Regions from separate parts of the Homo sapiens genome. Here region 1 is linked to region 2. Evidence: chromatin loops called from intact Hi-C (ENCODE). Cell type or tissue: Caco-2. All regions are shown on one strand. Links, peaks and the distances in the headings refer to the core of each region. The heading gives the core; the rest is flanking DNA.

Region 1 (8,308 bases), core at 2,000-6,999, 71 kb after region 2:
AAACTTCTTCAAGTTTTTATCTGGGGGTCATCACTAAATAAGATAACGTTATTTTTCAGACTCCTGCTTATTTAAAATATTTTTATGCATTCATGATTTTCTTTATAGTTCTTGGATAGAGATTCTTGCCTTTGTGAATTTAGGTGCTAAACCTGGTGATTCCCAGTTTATTCATCATCACTTGCAGAGTGGTGGAGCCCTTTATGGGGTCATCACTAAATAAGACAACATTCTTTATTTTTCAGATTCTAGCTTATTTAAAATATTTTTATGAATTCATAATTTTCTTTATAATTCTTGAATAGAGATTCTTGTCTTTGTGAATTGAGGTGCTAAACCTGGTGAATCCCAATTTATTCATCATTAGTACAGAGTAGAGGAGCCCCTTATTTTTGGAGTGGGACAGTATCCTGAGTAAAATCTCACAGCTAGCTGGTGGCAGAGAACATTGTTTTTTTTCTCAATTAGATTGTAAATTATTGAGGAAAGAACAGATGTTCCATTTTTTAAAAAACTATTCTGTAGCTAGCACTGCATCTTAACCACTGTCGATGACTCACAAAGTCCTACTGAATGAGTGGAGACCTAACTATGATTTGCTCCACTCCAGAAAGCTGCCAAATGCAACTGAAACTGGAAATGTTGGCCCTTCAGGAGCAGAGGGAGTATCTCTAACTCATAACATCATAAGACTTGCCAACACTTCTTATATTCTGGATACTGTTTTAAGTGTTTTATATATGCTAATGCATTGAATTCTTACAACAACCTACGTGGTGGGCATTTTTATCATCCTCATTGTGATTAACATCATAAACCTTGTTTTACTAATGATGATGGAGGAAAAATGGTTTAAGTGATTTGTTCGAGACCACATAGCAGGTGATATAGTTTGAATATTTTCCCCGCCCAAATGTCATGTTGAAATGTAATCTCCAGTGTTGGAAATGGGGCCTGGTGGGAGGTGTTTGGGTCATGAGGGTGGATCCCTCGTGGCTTGGTGCTGTCCTTACGGTACTGAGTTTTTGTAAGATCTGGTTGTTGTAAAGCATGGAAACTCCTCCCCACCCTCAACCCTCTCTTGCTCCTGCTTTCGCCATGTGCAGTGCCTGCTCCCACTTTGCCTTCCACCATGAGTAAAAGCTTCCTGAGGCCTCCCTAGAAGCTGATGCCAGCACTGTTTCCTGTATAGCCTGAAGAACCGTGAGCCAATTAAACTTCTTTTCTTATAAATTACCCAGTCTCAGGTATTTCTTTATAGCAATACAAGAATGGGCTAATACAGCAGGGAAGTGGCAGAACCAGAATTTAAGCATAGGTCGTCTTGCGCTGAGGGATGGAGCTCTTATACACCATATACCATTGCCTCTCAATGTGGTATGTGTGAGAATGGCAATATTCTCATTGAATGTTGTTACAATAGTAACAACAAAATCTCTGAGTGTTGGAAAGGAACCTAGTCCTGATGAAATGCAGGTTATTACTCAAAATTATGGTTTCTTCCATCAAATTTCTCTGCTGGAGGCTGACACCTGTTGTTGAGTTTGTATGTGTGTTGGTTTGCTTTTCAAGTTTTGCTATGGTGCCCAGTACATGCAGGATTCTAACTATATTCAGCGTTACTGGGAGGAGACAGGGCAGTGAGGGATGCCAACAGACTGCAAGATTAGAAATGTACACAATGCCAGTATTTTTGACATATCATCTTGTTCCAAGGGATAATTTTAAAAACAAAAATTTTAATGTATATCTTATATATGTATATATATCATGTATGCATATTTTAATATATAGCTTATACATGTATCTTATATTCATACAAATAATCAGTGACTACTAGATGCTGAGTGTTTGCACATTTAATCTTATTTATTCCTCACTTACTAATAACTATCACTAAGTACCACAGCAAGGATTCAGAGTAAAGATTGCCTGACTCCAGTCTCTGTTAGTCCCCAATTGCCGGGAGACATGGTCTCTGTGAGTTGGTTAATAGTCAGTTCCTCTACCTACTCAATCTCGGGGAGTCCAAGTTTTCTCCTATGTAACATATATAAAGGCTACACAGTTACATTGTTATGAGGATTACATAAGATAAGATGAGAAAACATACAGCCAATAGGTGCTACTTTAAAAAAAAAATTTAGTCTCCTTCCTTAAAAATAAGACACTTGAAATTCTCAAGGATCTTACTTTGCCCCCAGTGTCTCCCTCCGTCCGCTTACACTGCTTCTATCCAGAAAAAAATAAATAAATAAGAGGAAGGCCTTGATGATGTTTACAACTTCTGAAAACCCCCTACCTCAATCCCTTCCTCCGATATTATTTCAAAGGCACAAAATCTGGGCTTTTACAAAAGTAAGCCTCAACGACGTAGTTCAAGCAGATGGTCCATGACCCCATCTTATCCAAATGTCAAGCCTTTTCCAAAATCAGCAGATCATGACTCATTGGTGGATCACAAAATTCATTTATTGGTTTGCAATAAGCATTTTTTTAAAACAAAATGAAATAAAAATAAAACAAAATAGATTTGGAGATATCAGAGTTTATCACACACTGGTAAGTAAGAGAAGTTTCATTTTGGGTAACTTTTATTTCAGTTGTGTTTAGTCTCTGTGCACTATGTTCCAATGTGTTTCTTATTTTTATGCATTGATGGATTTCTTGGAGATGGGTGTCAGAATTAAGGAACTCGTAAGGAACTAACTTCTTTTGTAACCTAGGCCAATATAAATTGATACCCTGATATTAATTTTGTTCAGGGGTTGCCTAAATCTTTTTAGCAGTACTGATCCACCTGTGACAGAGTTTAGGATCTAAAATTAATTTATCAAAAGAGCGAAATCCAAAAGTCCAAGGGGAATGGTGTCTGACTTCTCCATTAGTGATTTCTTGTATAGTTCCTGTCTACAGCACCTATCACTTCATCCTCGGTATTCTTCAGTAAATTTAAGAGGGCTTTACAACTTGATGGACGTTACAAGAGTGTTAGGAGAACCCAACACAGGTGTTTTTTTAAGTGGTGCTTTGAAACCCACGACTCCTAAGTTTCACAAGGATAAGGTCCATGATTTTCTCAGTTATCCCATATTCCCAACCCCCTTAGTCACTCTGCATTCCCAAAGCCCAGTACAGTGCCTGGTACATTACAAGAGCTAATTAATATTTGCTGAATGAATTAACAGTAAGTGTAGCTCCAGATGCCAAAGCAAAATGAGGATTTCCCTCTGTATTCTACTGGTTTTTATTCAGTATAAGAGTGAAAAACTCAGCTAACTTTTTCTCTGCCAGAAATATCCCTAACAGTACAAGAACAAATTCAATGACACCACAAGGAAACAATCAGTCAAATGTACAGTATGAAATATTTCTATAGACAAAAATCTTGGTATAACCAACAGATCTATGGCATAAAACTAGAGAAGGAGAAGGAAGAGGAGGAGGAGGAGGAAGAGGAGAAGAAGGAGGAGGACCTGTTGCAAAACAAAAGAGACTTAAGGAAAAAACAACTAATGCAATGAGTGGGTCTTGTTTGGATTCTGAACTAGTAAAAAAAATATTGAGGTAATCAGGAAAAAAATTAAAATGGACTAGGTATTAGATGACTAAGGAATTACCATTAATTATGTTAAGTGTGATATTGGCATGGTGATTATGCTAAAAATAGAAAGCTCTTATCAGCTAGCAAAGCATGCCAAACTGTTTACAGAGAAAAAGACACATCTGTCATTTGTTTTTAAATCTCCAAGCAAAAAAGACAGGCATGTGTGAGAAGAGGATTTGATAAAATAAGATTGGCCAAATGTTGATTAATGTGAAAGTTAAAGGACAGGTACCTTGAGGTTCATTACAGTATTTTCTCAAGTTGTATACATATTTGGAAATTTCCATACTAAAAAGTTATATAGAGTTAGACCTAGCGGGTTACAAACGACAACGTAAAACTTCAAGACTATGATTTCATGCTGTCTTGTGTAATCATATTCCAGGAGGACCCAAGACAGCATTTACTGGGCTTTGTATGCCGACTTTGAACAGTTTCCAAATGTGGTAATCTGATGTAACTTGCTCATTATTTTTTAAAAATAAAAGATCATACGTGCTGTTAGAAGCATCAAAACTTCATTCTATTCATCTGGAGCAAAATGTTCCTCCCAATACAGCTTTTCCTTGAAAGAGGAGGAGGGCAGAGAGAGCCTGGGGTGAGAGGTCGGAGAGGAGAAACGACCATTGAGTTTTCTACTTTCCGCAGAATGGCAAGATCCTTGGGGAGACAGTAAATTGAAATTAAGGCTGTTTCAGGCAGCCTACAGGATGTGCCTGCAAATGTTAGACATATCGAAATGGTGAAAAAGTCTGTGTGTGCCCATTCATATGAAGTGAATGCCTTGTAATGTGCTCCAGCCCCTGGGAATGGTGGCTGGATTGAGAAACGGAGGCCGGAAGAATGGGATGGATTTGACATAAGTACTTTTAAGTGCTCTGAAGGCTGGGCTCCTCCCTGTGGTTTAACAGCAAAGTCCACTGGGAGCTACAAGGAAAGAGCTGAGTGAATCCCTACAGCTTTTCGTTTTAAGGATAACAAACCTTAAAACAGGTGTGAGCTCAGAAAGATCCTTTTTCTTCTTGTTTTTAGAGTCTTCTGTAACCAGCCAGCTCTCTGTGTATTATTATCATTCCACAGAATGAGGTCTGGGGTAGGGGAAGGGAGGAGAGGAAAGAGAAGCTGAATAAACAAAAATTGCTCCGAGTGACTAATATTCATTAAGTCCACTGGTTATGCGCTATGAAATTTATTAAACTGTGGTTTCCAAGAGAATGTATTAGCGCAGCTAATGAACACAAATAAAAAAGAGGCCTCCAGGAAATGGTTTCCTGGACCTAGATGAGACTGGTGAGTAATGTGACAAGACATTAAAATGTTAAAAGCTTCTATTTTAGTCTAGAAGGCTGATTATTGGAAGGGGTTGCCTTCAGTGGGGGAGGGGAGGTAGGAGAGAGAATGAGAGTCTAACTTGTGTGAAGGAGCTTAAAGCTTTGCATTTGTATTCACCAGGCAAGGAGGCTCTGTGCTGAAGGCCTCTGAACTTCAGTGCTGCCATCTGGTGGAGAATGAGCTTGAGATACTGTAGAAAACGATGGCAGCCGCCATCTTTAAGATGTCAGGAATTGAAACACAGGACACAGAAATACTTCACTGTTTCCTGAGTGGCACCAGTGGAATCCTTTGTAACTGTGGTATCAGAAGCAAAGAAAAACACTTGCACAGTCCCTAGCTATGCAGAAATATGGCTTAAATACTGTATAAAGAAAACACAGCTATCTCATTCTGCTATTCCATTCCATCAGGATTTTAGCAATTAATTTTCATGAATTCCCACCTGCAGTCTTAGGCTGAAGTGTTAGCACTCTTAAAGACATTTGTTTCATAGCTCCCTCCAAGATGGCCAAATAGGAACAGCTCCAGTCTACAGTTCCCAGCGTGAGAGACACAGAAGACAGGTGATTTCTGCATTTCCAACTGAGGTACAAGGTTCATCTCACTGGGACTTGTTGGACAGTGGGTGCAGCCCACAGAGTGTGAGCTGAAGCAGGACAGGGCATCGCCTTACCCAGGAAGCGCAAGGGGTCGGGGAATTCCCTTTCCTAGCCAAGGGAAGCCGTGACAGACAGTACCTGGAAAATCGAGACACTCCCACCCTAATACTGCACTTTTCCAACGGTCTTAGCAAACGGCACACCAGGAGATTATATCCTGCACATGGCTCAGCAGGTCCCATGCCCACGGAGCCTTGCTCACTGCTAGCACAGCAGTCCAAGATCGAACTGCAAGGCAGCAGCAAGGCTGGGTGAGGGGTGTCTGCCACTGCTGAGGCTTGAGTAAGTAAACAAAGCAGCCAGGAAGCTCGAACTGGGTGGAGCCCACCACAGTTCAACAAGGCCTGCCTGCCTCTGTAAACTCCACCTCTGGGGGCAGGGTATAGCTGAACAAATGGCAGCAGAAACTTCTGCAGACTTAAACGTCCCTGTCTGACAACTTTGAAGAGAGTAGTGGTTCTCCCAGCATGGAGTTTGAGGTCTGAGAACGGACAGACTGCCTCCGCAAGTGGGTCCCTGACCCCCGAGTAGCCTAATTGGGAGACACCTCCCAGTAGGGGGTGACTGACATCTCATACAGCCGGGTGCCCGGGCTTCCAGGGGAAGGATCAGGTAGCAACATTTGCTGTTCTGCAGCCTCCGCTGGTGACACCCAGGCAAACAGGGTCTACAGTGGACCTCCAGCAAACTCCAACAGACCTGCAGCTGAGGGTCCTGACTGTTAGAAGGAAAACTAACAAACAGAAAGAATAGCATCAACATCAACAAAAAGGATATCCACACCAAAACCCCATCAGTAGGTCACCATCATCAAAGACCAAAGGTAGATAAAACCACAAAGACGGGGAGAAACCAGAGCAGAAAAGCTGAAAATTCTAAAAACCAGAGCACCTCTTCTCCTCCAAAGGAACGCAGTTCCTCGCCAGCAACAGAACAAAGCTGGATGGAGAATGACGTTGACAAGTTGACAGAAGTAGGCTTCAGAAGATCGGTAATAACAAACTTCTCCGAGCTAAAGGAGGATGTTGAAACCCATTGCAAATAAGCTAAAAACCTTGAAAAAAAGATTAGACGAATGGCTAACTAGAATAAACAGTGTAGAGAAGACCTTAAATGACCTGATGGAGCTGAGAACCATGGCACAAGAACTACGTGACGAATGCACAAACTTCAGTAGCTGATTTGATCAAGTGGAAGAAAGGGTATCAGTGATTGAAGATCAAATGAATGAAAAGAGGCGAGAAGAGAAGTTTAGGGAAAAAAGAGTAAAAAGAAATGAACAAAGCCCCAAGAAATATGGGACTATGTGAAAAGACTAAATCTACGTCTGATTTGTGTACCTGAAAGTGATGGGGAGAATGGAACCAAGTTGGAAAACACTCTGCAGGATATTATCCAGGAGAACTTCCCCAACCTAGCAAAGCAGGCTAACATTCAAATTCAGGAAATACAGAGAATGCCACAAAGATACTCCTCTAGAAGAGCAATCCAAAGACACATAATCGTCAGATTCACCAAGGTTGAAATGTAGGAAAAAATGTTAAGGGCAGCCAGAGAGAAAGTCGGGTTACCCACAAAGGGAAGCCCATCAGACTAACAGCGGATCTCTCACCAGAAATTCTACAAGCCAGAAGAGAGTGGGGGCCAATATTCAACATTCTTAAAGAAAATAATTTTCAGCCCAGAATTTCATATCCAGTCAAACTAAGCTTCATAAGTGAAGAAGAAATAAAATCCTTTACAGACAAGCAAATGCTGAGAGATTTTGTCACCACCAGGCCTGCCTTACAAGAGCTCCTGAAGGAAGCACTAAACATGGAAAGGAACAACCGGTACCAGCCACTGCAAAAACATGCCAAATTGTAAAGACCATCGATGCTAGGAAGAAACTGCATCAACTAACAAGCAAAATAACCAGCTAACATCATCATGACAGGATCAAATTCACACATAACAATATTAACCTTAAATGTAAAGGAGCTAAATGCCCCAATTAAAAGACACAGAATGGCAAATTGGATAAAGAGTCAAGACCCATCAGTGTGCTGTATTCAGGAGACCCATCTCATGTGCAGAGACACACATAGGCTCAAAATAAAGGGATGGAAGAAGATCTACCAAGCAAATGGAAAACAAAAAAAAGCAGGGGTTTTAATCCTACTCTCTGATAAAACAGACTTTAAACCAACAAAGATCAAAAGAGACAAAGAAGGCCATTGCATAATGGTAAAGGGATCAATTCAACAAGAAGAGCTAACTATCCTAAATATACATGCATCCAATACAGGAGCACCTAGATTAATAAAGCAAGTCCTTAGAGACCTACAAAGATGCTTAGACTCCCACACAATAATAATGGGAGACTTTAACACCCCACTGTCCACATTAGACAGTCCAACAAGATAGAAAGTTAACAGGGATATCCAGGACTTAAACTCAGCTCTGCACCAAGTGGACCTAATACACTTCTACAAACTCTCCACCCCAAATCAACAGAATATACATTGTTCTCAGCACCACATCGCACTTATTCCGAAATTGACCACATGGTTGGAAGTAAAGCACTCCTCAGCAAATGTAAAATAACAGAAACTATAACAAACTGTCTCTCAGACCACAGTGCAATCAAATTAGAACTCAGGATTAAGAAACTCACTCAAACTGCAGAATTCAGGATTAAGAAACTCACTCAAAACTGCACAATTAC
Region 2 (8,308 bases), core at 2,260-7,259:
AGGCCTGAGACACCAGGAACCACATAAATGCTTCTATAGTATTCTATGGGCAGAACCCAGGAGCCCAGTCATGATGCTCCCTGAACAATCAGTACATACTCCAAGGAGAAGGACCTGGGTTCAACTCCCAAATGAATTAGTAACAGTGTAACCTTGTCAATCTTGTTGAGCTACAAGGTTCTTGTGTGTAAAATAGTAATTATGTAGTAATAATATTAGGCCCAAAGGACCTCTGTAACGCACAAAATAGAAAGATGTATGAATATGCTTCATAAGCAGTATTCATTGCTATTTGGTACTCTGACCACCTCAAAATGAAGCTTATGAAAAAAAAAAACATCTGCAAGTCTGGTCTTCGTAGGGGAGAGCTGGTCTTGGTAGTAGAATGTCCCTCACTTGATATTTGGTGAATTAAAGTGAGATTAAAATGGACAAGCTGGGCAGAATAATTACACTTACATTGAGACATGATTTCTATGGGGCAAACTGGGAGAAAATATTGTTAGAAAAACTAAGCAAAACTTCTAGATTAACCTCCAAAGGAAAGAGCAGAGTTGCAAACTGTGATTAGAGCACAACTACAGACCAGTGACACCCCCAACCTGTAGGGCTAGAAACAGAGATCGCGGAAGCATGATCTCTTCAGACCCATTTATATACACAGTATAGACACACTAACGCTGAGATGCCAAAAGCTGTGTGTTGAAGGAAGAGTGAGTACTAAATATCAGGAAAACACATGCGATGCAGAGATTAAGTGGCATGGGTTGGGTTTGGAGGCGCCAGCTTCCAAATGAGCACCTGTGCTCATCATGCCTGGCTGCAGCCAGCCCTGTCATTCATCAATTTCAAGAGGACTAGATTCAACACTAACTTGAAAAAAGAATTAATGTGATGATCTTGCTGCCGATGAAAGTAATACATGGGCAGTTCTGAACCATTTCATCTAAATTTGCCACTATTAAATTCACATGTGCAACAAAGCAGTTGGAGCCTCATATCAGTTACAACATATGGATTCTGGAAAGTGAGAGCATGGCAAAAGGTAGAGGTGGGGCGTTAATTGTAAATGTGCTTTGCGTGCAGCCCCAAGTCATCAAGATGGAATATTTCCCCATTGGGAATGTGTACATAAATGCACAGACACACACACACATGCACACAAACACATACACACACCTTTAAACACATAAACTCTCTTTTGCTTCCCTCCCGCTTCAAAACATAAGATGTTAAATAAAGAAAAAAAGAAAGAATTAATTAATTTGCATATTTGACCTCTCTTTTCAGAAAGAATGTATCAAAGCAATATTTTTTTCCTGTTGCCTACTTGGTTTAAAATTTTCAAGCAGTGTTATGGGAGGAAAAAACTCTAAACACGAAATGAGAGATTTCATTTTGATAATGGTTACATACCAAATACACGAAAACTTGGATGCTTAAATACCGTCCATTAGTTCAGTTTAGACTTTTGCTAATGTTTTCCCTAGATTTTCTCCACCAGAAAATTGTTCTTGGTGATTGACAATATTTTCATGAAGTCTGAAAGCATATACTTATCCCACAGTAAGAAAGAGGGCTAAATTTGATGTTTGACAAAAAGACCATCCCTATGCAAAAGATCAAATGGTTTCCAAGTTATCAGGCTCCTGACCAAGAGTTGTCAGAAAATAACTTTGTTGAGAATTCCGGGTGGAATCATGTTCATGTCACTGAAATTGAGATCAAAAAAGACTCTGAATTTGGTTATTGGTATTATTATATATCTTAGTTTCTCAGCCTCAGACAAAAAAAGAAAAGACATTATCATATGGGCTGGAACACCTTCTAAATCTAATACTTTTATGTAACCATAAAATATCAGTATTATTAACAATGAGAAACATTATTATGAATGCTTAAAATTCTCCAAATATCATGCTTTCATTTTTACATACATTATCTCTTTGAATCTTCATACTAAATCAATAAAGTAAACATAATTAGCAGCATCTTACAGATGAGAAAAATTAGGCTGTTAAGAGACTTTGTTGTGGCCACAAGGCTAGCAAATAACAAGAGGTAAAATTTAATGCACAAATTTTGAACCTCAAAGCCTATGTTCTTAAATACTACATGGTTCCACCAATAAATGTGTTTGCTAATGACTTACAGTCAATTGTACATAACATACAAACAACAAAAAATAGAAGTGAGAGGAGGGCTGAGTTGTAGTTGTGTCAAGGGCCCCACGATCCATTTAGTTCCATGAGTCCATGATGGCAGCCAGCTGTGAGCTGGACATGAAGGAGTTTCACTTCCAGTATCTGAGTATAAAACCCTGGGAAGGACACAAGCCAGAGGAGCAAAAGGCACCAATAGTTTGGAAACATGCACCTTATTTAGAGTCAGCCTTTTCTTCTGGTGGGACTTCCCCTGGCTTGGAGTTACTTCCACTGAGCACTCAAGATGGGATCACACTCTGATGATGCTTGTCCCAGATTCCAGAATTGCCACGATCTGCTCCCATGTATTGATCCCAGCAAGCTTAATACTCAAGGCATAAAAGCTTTGACTTCACTAACTAAGCCAGCATTTCTCCTAAGAGGCTGGATGGATGCTTTGATATTGAATGAAAATATCTGCATTTCATAATTGTACAAAGGCAAAAGAGTGATGGATAAAGATGGAATCTAAACACAAATATTTAAATATCTCAAGCTTGTATTTGTAACAATGATGCTATCAGCATACGGTTTGTGTGTTTATGCTTTGGAGGGAAGCAGGCAGGAAAACAGTGCCTTTTCTTCGGAGGGCAGGATAGTATCATCATTGTACTGCATCCTGAGGCTACTAGCATTCATTGGAGAAATATTGAGGCACAGGCACAGAGAGAGGCTGAAGAATAAAATGGTTACAACCAGTTTGTGCTAACCCCCAGCCCCCTAGCTTGTTGATGGAAAAATCAGCCAAATGACTCTCTGTTGACCTAGTCTTTGAGAGGAAGGTATTAGGTGGCAGTTATTCCTAAAAAGAGGTCACTATTAAAGACGACAAAAAGCAGCTGGTAGAGTCATTAACCACGGTGGTTTCAAAGCTTTGGTATTAATATAAAACGTAGTGCTTGTTTTAAACGTAACCCAGAATTCTAGAAAAGACTAAGAGACTAAACAGTCTCTGCAGATGTAAGAAAGTCTTATTTGAGAAGATACGTAATCACATATAAGGATAGTTTTTACTTTTTAAAACTGTCAGCTGAGAAGCTCACAAAAAACCTCAGAGCAGCTGATGGCAGGTAAGTCTGATTATTTCCCTGCAACAGAGAGAGAAACTGAGGCCTGGAACTCTACAAAAACTGTCTCCGAAACTCTTGGTGACAGAAGATGTTTCTGCAAATGGGTACTGCATGACACATAGGGCCCGGGGCACCTTAAAGAGAGAATCTTGATTTTTTTGAAAATGAAGGTAAATTAAAAATAAAACATATTCTTTTTGTAGAACATGAAGTAACTTTTGAATTCAGTTTATATGTTAAATGGCCCCAGTTTATATGTTGAACAGCCCCCAGGGGCAGTGCCATTGAAGGGGCTGGCTCAGGGTGGCCGGTCATTCTGACATTGTTCCCAGTTCTCCAGTATTGACCGTATCAGGAGAAAGGTTTTCACTTTCTCTTGGATCCTGACATCAGGGGGGAAAAATGCAGTGTCATAGAAAAAAAAAAAAAGTAAAGATCAGCAGACAAGAGGAAAAGTAACTGGTGAGTTTTGGATTTAGAAAAGTTTTGGATTCATCTGTTTATGAGGAGGAAAAGAGGCCAAGAAAAGGCAGCAATTTGTCCATGTGCTTAATTAGTGAGTGGCAGTGGCAGTAACCTGGTCTGCTGAGCTCCCTGGACTCCCTGATCCCAGCTCAAAATAGTTTCCAGTTTTCATCTGCCAGTTGCTTCGGAGGCTTTTCTAAGGAAGACAGTTCATAAAATGACCCAGAATTCATCCTCCTTAGGTGATAGGATCATTACTCCTTATACACCCCCTAGGTCTCAGCCTATGAACAAACACTTGTTTGTTTCTCTGTCTACCCTGTTCCAAACCACCGAACTGGATTTTGCCAACAAGAAGAGCTGTTTCCTGTGCCTGCCCCTGAGAGCTGATGGCTTCCCAGAGATGCCTCACAGTCCTGCGCAGACAGAGAGAATGCAGAAGGCAAGTCTCCTGGGGCCACTTGTGGACTCACGGTTTATAACTTCTTGGTTTTTTTATTGTTGTTGTTTTTTAAAGTCCTAACCCTTAGGCCACTGGCTAACTGATTTATCTTCCCTGGGCAGTGCTTGCCAGAGAGCGGTCACTATGGCCAGAAAGGGGAGGGGCTGTGTCTAAACTGGAATGTTGGAGGTTTTTAACATTTTATCTCTGTCACTCCCTACTGTAATCTCCATCTAACCGCAAAAATGTGGTAGCTTTGATCCACTGATGCTATCTTTCTCTATGTCCCCATACCCTTTCAGGAAGGAGCCTTCAATTCTCCAGACTGAGCTGCAGTACAACCTCAATACTCACCATAGTGAATTTCTCAGTCTTTTTCTCTTTGCTCCATGAAAGCACCCTGAATCTGAGATCTGGTTCAAAGGCTTTCTCCATTCAATCACTACTGGCTGATTAGGCAATGGCAATTTGAGCAATCTCTCTCTCTCTCTCTCACACACACACACACAGACACACACACACACACACACCAGTTTTCCACCACCAAAGGTCTCTTTTGTACAGAACAGTGACTCATTGTTGTGACAGTTTCTGCATCACTAAATGGAAACAATTGTAAGACATCCTCATCTTCCCAGGGCATGAGCTGCTTCAAAAACAGAGAAGCACAAAAGAAAATATTTGTATCTGGCAGTTTTTGCCATTCAGTCACCTGCTTTCCTACTTGGGTTCAGGAGCTGGCTTGATTCCTGCTGTCACCATGCTGGTTATGTGACTCCACTGTCTCCAAGAGACTCCCTTGATGGGGAACATGATTTTGCAACAACCATCCCTTGCGCTTTCTCCTCTTTTCTGGATGGAAATGAAGCATTGCTACCCTATGGCTTAAAGCAGGAGTCCCCGTCCCCAAATGCCACAGACCTGTACCAGTCAGTAGCCTGTTAGGAATCGGGCCATACAGAGGAGGTGAGTGGAAGGCGAGGAAACATTACCGCCTGAGGTTCGCCTCCTGTCAGATCAGCCACGGCATTAGATTTTCGTAAGAACGCGAACCCTATTGTGAACTGCGCATGCCAGGGATCTAGGTCACGTGCTTCTTACGAGACTCTAATGCCTGAGGACCTGAGGTGGAACAGTTTCATCCCGAAACCATCCCCCACCCAACCTCATCCATGGAAAAAATTGTCTTCAATAAAATCGATCCCTGGTACCAAAAAGGTTGGGGACCACTGGCTGAAAGAATTTAGACTAGGGGCTGCCAGTCCATGTTAACATGTGTTTAGTTTCCCCTCGGATGACTGCCCAATAAACTACCTGAGTGCCCTAGAAATCATAGTTACAGAGGCTCAAGGGTGATGACAATGTTCCAAGTCTCCATCTGTCCCCTTTAGTTCATTCAAGAAGTCTTTTCCCTAATGAGAAGAAAATGCTTTTTAAAAAAAGAAATAATTGCTACAAACCTGTAGCACACCAGCCTTAGGACATATTAGAGAAAACCTCCCCCATTGCTGGAGAGCTGGTTCTCAAATCTTAGCTGTTTATCCAAATACTTGACATCGACTTCCTCTTGGAATGTACTCTATCTCAAAGAGGAAGAAGAAATACACCAGTTTGTTGCTTATAAGTTGGCAGGAAAAGGCCTGCACATGATAAGCTTGGACTTCTATTTTAAGGCTTTATTTTTCCAAATAAATCCATATATACAAGGGTTTTGGAACCGAAATAGTCACTGAAAAGTTACACTTCATTGCCTGTTTGGCTGAAGCCAAGGCTAAAGTTCTCTGGAATGGGTTTTGGTAAGGCGGATTTCAGGTCGCAGTAAAAAAAACAAACCACAACAAAAACCTTTTCTCCCTATGTCTTGTCTTCCTCTAAAGCTGGCAAAGGATCCTCCACACGCAAGATCAGAGGACGTCCCAGATCATCTTTTCTTTGTGGATACTGCAGGTCTACGTGAAATAGTGTGTTTTTGCGGGGTGCTGTCCCTTAGGACAAGTGAAGGGCTGATGAGAAAGGAAACTGCGTGAGGTATCACAAAGCCATCCATGGGGCAGCCTATGAAAGTATGTTCACACGGAGGGAAAATATCAGTGTTCATATATCCCTTTTAGTGCTGCCTTCCCTTTTCCACTCCCACACCACCCCCAAAACATTTTAAAAAGTTAGTTTTGGAAGACTGACTTTGTCTTATTCTAAAATGTGTGCACAGTAACAGAAGTGAGAAAGTCATTCCAGTCTTCATCTAGTCACCTGAGTCACAACTTTAATGCAGCTTCTTTTTGTTCCTCAATCTTTGATTACATAATCATTTGCAAAAATACACTCCTGAAATGAAATCACAGTTAGCCTTGCATTTTGGAGTAGTATTAGAATTAAGACTTGCCATCAAAGAGGTTGCCATCTAGAATGTTTATTCTCTTTACTGTGCCCCAGGGGTTTTACATGCATTTGCAACTTTATTTTTATTTTATCCTACAGGAAAAAAGGCTCAGAGTGAATGGCTATTAGCCTAAGGTTACTCAGCTAGTGATATAGGAGTTAAGAAGAAATTATTTAGGCAGATAGTGAGGGTACTGGAGTCCTCAGAAAGGTTTTCCTTTTAATGAAAAGCAGCCCCAAAATCATTTTCTTTTCTAACAAAGAGCAGCCTGTAAAATCGAGCTGCAGACATAGACAAGCAAGCTAGAAGCTTGCACAGGCGAATGCCTGCAGTTGTGCCAACAGGAAAAGGCTACCTGGAACTAGGCATGTTCAAAATGGCAGCTCTGTCTTCTCTTCTCTTTGCCAGCCAGGTGTACAGTAAGGAGCAGACAACATGGCACTGGCCAAGTGGAAAGGCTGTTTGCATAATAAGATTACGATGGGGTGGCCTGCCTTCCCTGTGTGCTACGTAAACATCACACCTGATCCAACCAATCTGCAGGCCCTACATAAATCAGACACCGCCTCCTCCAGCCTGCCTATAAAATCTGGTACACTCCACGTGGGCCAGAAGTCCCATTTGGATGCCCCTCTCTTTCGCAAGAGAGAGAGCTGTTCTCCTTTCTCTTTCTTTTGCCTATTACATTCCGCTCCTAAAGTCACTTCTCATGTATGTCCACGTCCTTAATCTTCTTGATGCAAGACAATGAACCCGGGTATTTACCCCAGACAACAACACCACTTCACTAGGAGTTAAAAGAACTTGAAATGCAAATTCATGGTCATCTGGTTCCAAAGCCCATATTAACAAAATTTTTTTAATTGTGATAAAATACACATAACATAAAGTTGACCGTGTTAACTGTTTTTAAATGTACAGTCCAGTAGTGTTAAGTACATTCACATTGTTGGGCAATCCTTCTTCAGAACTTTTTAAGTTTCCCAAACTGAAGCTCTGCGTCTATTAAGAACAACTCTTTCTTCCAATCCCCAGCTGTTGGCAACTATCATTCTACTTTCTGTCTTTATGCATTTAATAATTCTACGTACCTCATATAAATGAAATCAAATGGTATTTGTAACTGGCTTATTTCACTTAGCATAATATCCTCAAGATTCAGTCATATTGTTATATGTGTCATAAATTGCATTTGTAATATCACAAACTACACCTTGATATATTGTCTACTGATTAGCATGGATTTATAATTATTTTTATGCTTTGCCTTCTACATTCTATAAAAGAATAAAAAGTTGAGTTAAAAACCAAAATTATAATAATGAAAGTTTTTACATTTGCCCATATTTTTACCTTCGCTAGAAAATTTTATATGGCCTAGCATCCATTCATTTTAACTTAAGGGATTCTCTTTCACATTCCTTACAGAACAGGTCTAGTAGTAATGAATTTCCTCAGCATTTTTTTAAATCTGGGAAGTTTTAATTCTTTGCTTTTGAAGGACAGTATTGCTGGATATAGAATTCTTAGTCACAACTTTTTTTTTCTTTCAGCATTTTAAATATATTATCTCACTACTTTTTTATTTGCAAGGTTTTTGCTGAGAAATCTGCTGATAGTGTTATTGAGGACACATTGTATAGCTATTTTTCCATTTCTGTTTTCAAGATTTCCTTTGTCTTTGATTTCTCACAGTTGACTATATTTTAGTTGGATCTCTTTGGATTATCATACTTGGAGTTTGTTG

What was found. A loop is a pair of places that touch in the nucleus more often than their neighbours do. Peaks named below come from ENCODE experiments on the same cell type or tissue, not always from the same donor. Only the 100,000 strongest peaks of a DNase experiment are listed, where the experiment ranks them.
Region 1: it touches region 2 in a loop (7-fold over the local background); 4 of 110 quality-filtered maps call a loop at or near these places.

What each region holds. Positions count from the first base shown.
Region 1 is chr1:221,260,748-221,269,055 of GRCh38, reverse strand. No RefSeq gene overlaps it. Among named protein-coding and RNA genes, the nearest start is that of LINC02817, 71 kb to the left of the region's middle. In Caco-2, for the core only: a CTCF peak has its summit at 5,081 (motif pointing left); a DNase peak (open chromatin) is centred at 5,085.
Region 2 is chr1:221,331,736-221,340,043 of GRCh38, reverse strand. It overlaps LINC02817 (long intergenic non-protein coding RNA 2817), which reads left to right and starts at 3,748. Exons shown (of 2, transcript NR_024236.1): 1 at 3,748-4,181; 2 at 6,059-8,308. All of the region lies in intron 2 of LOC105372932 (a long non-coding RNA gene), which reads right to left. RefSeq lists an enhancer at 3,419-4,618. In Caco-2, for the core only: no CTCF peak of the experiment used is centred there; a DNase peak (open chromatin) is centred at 4,343.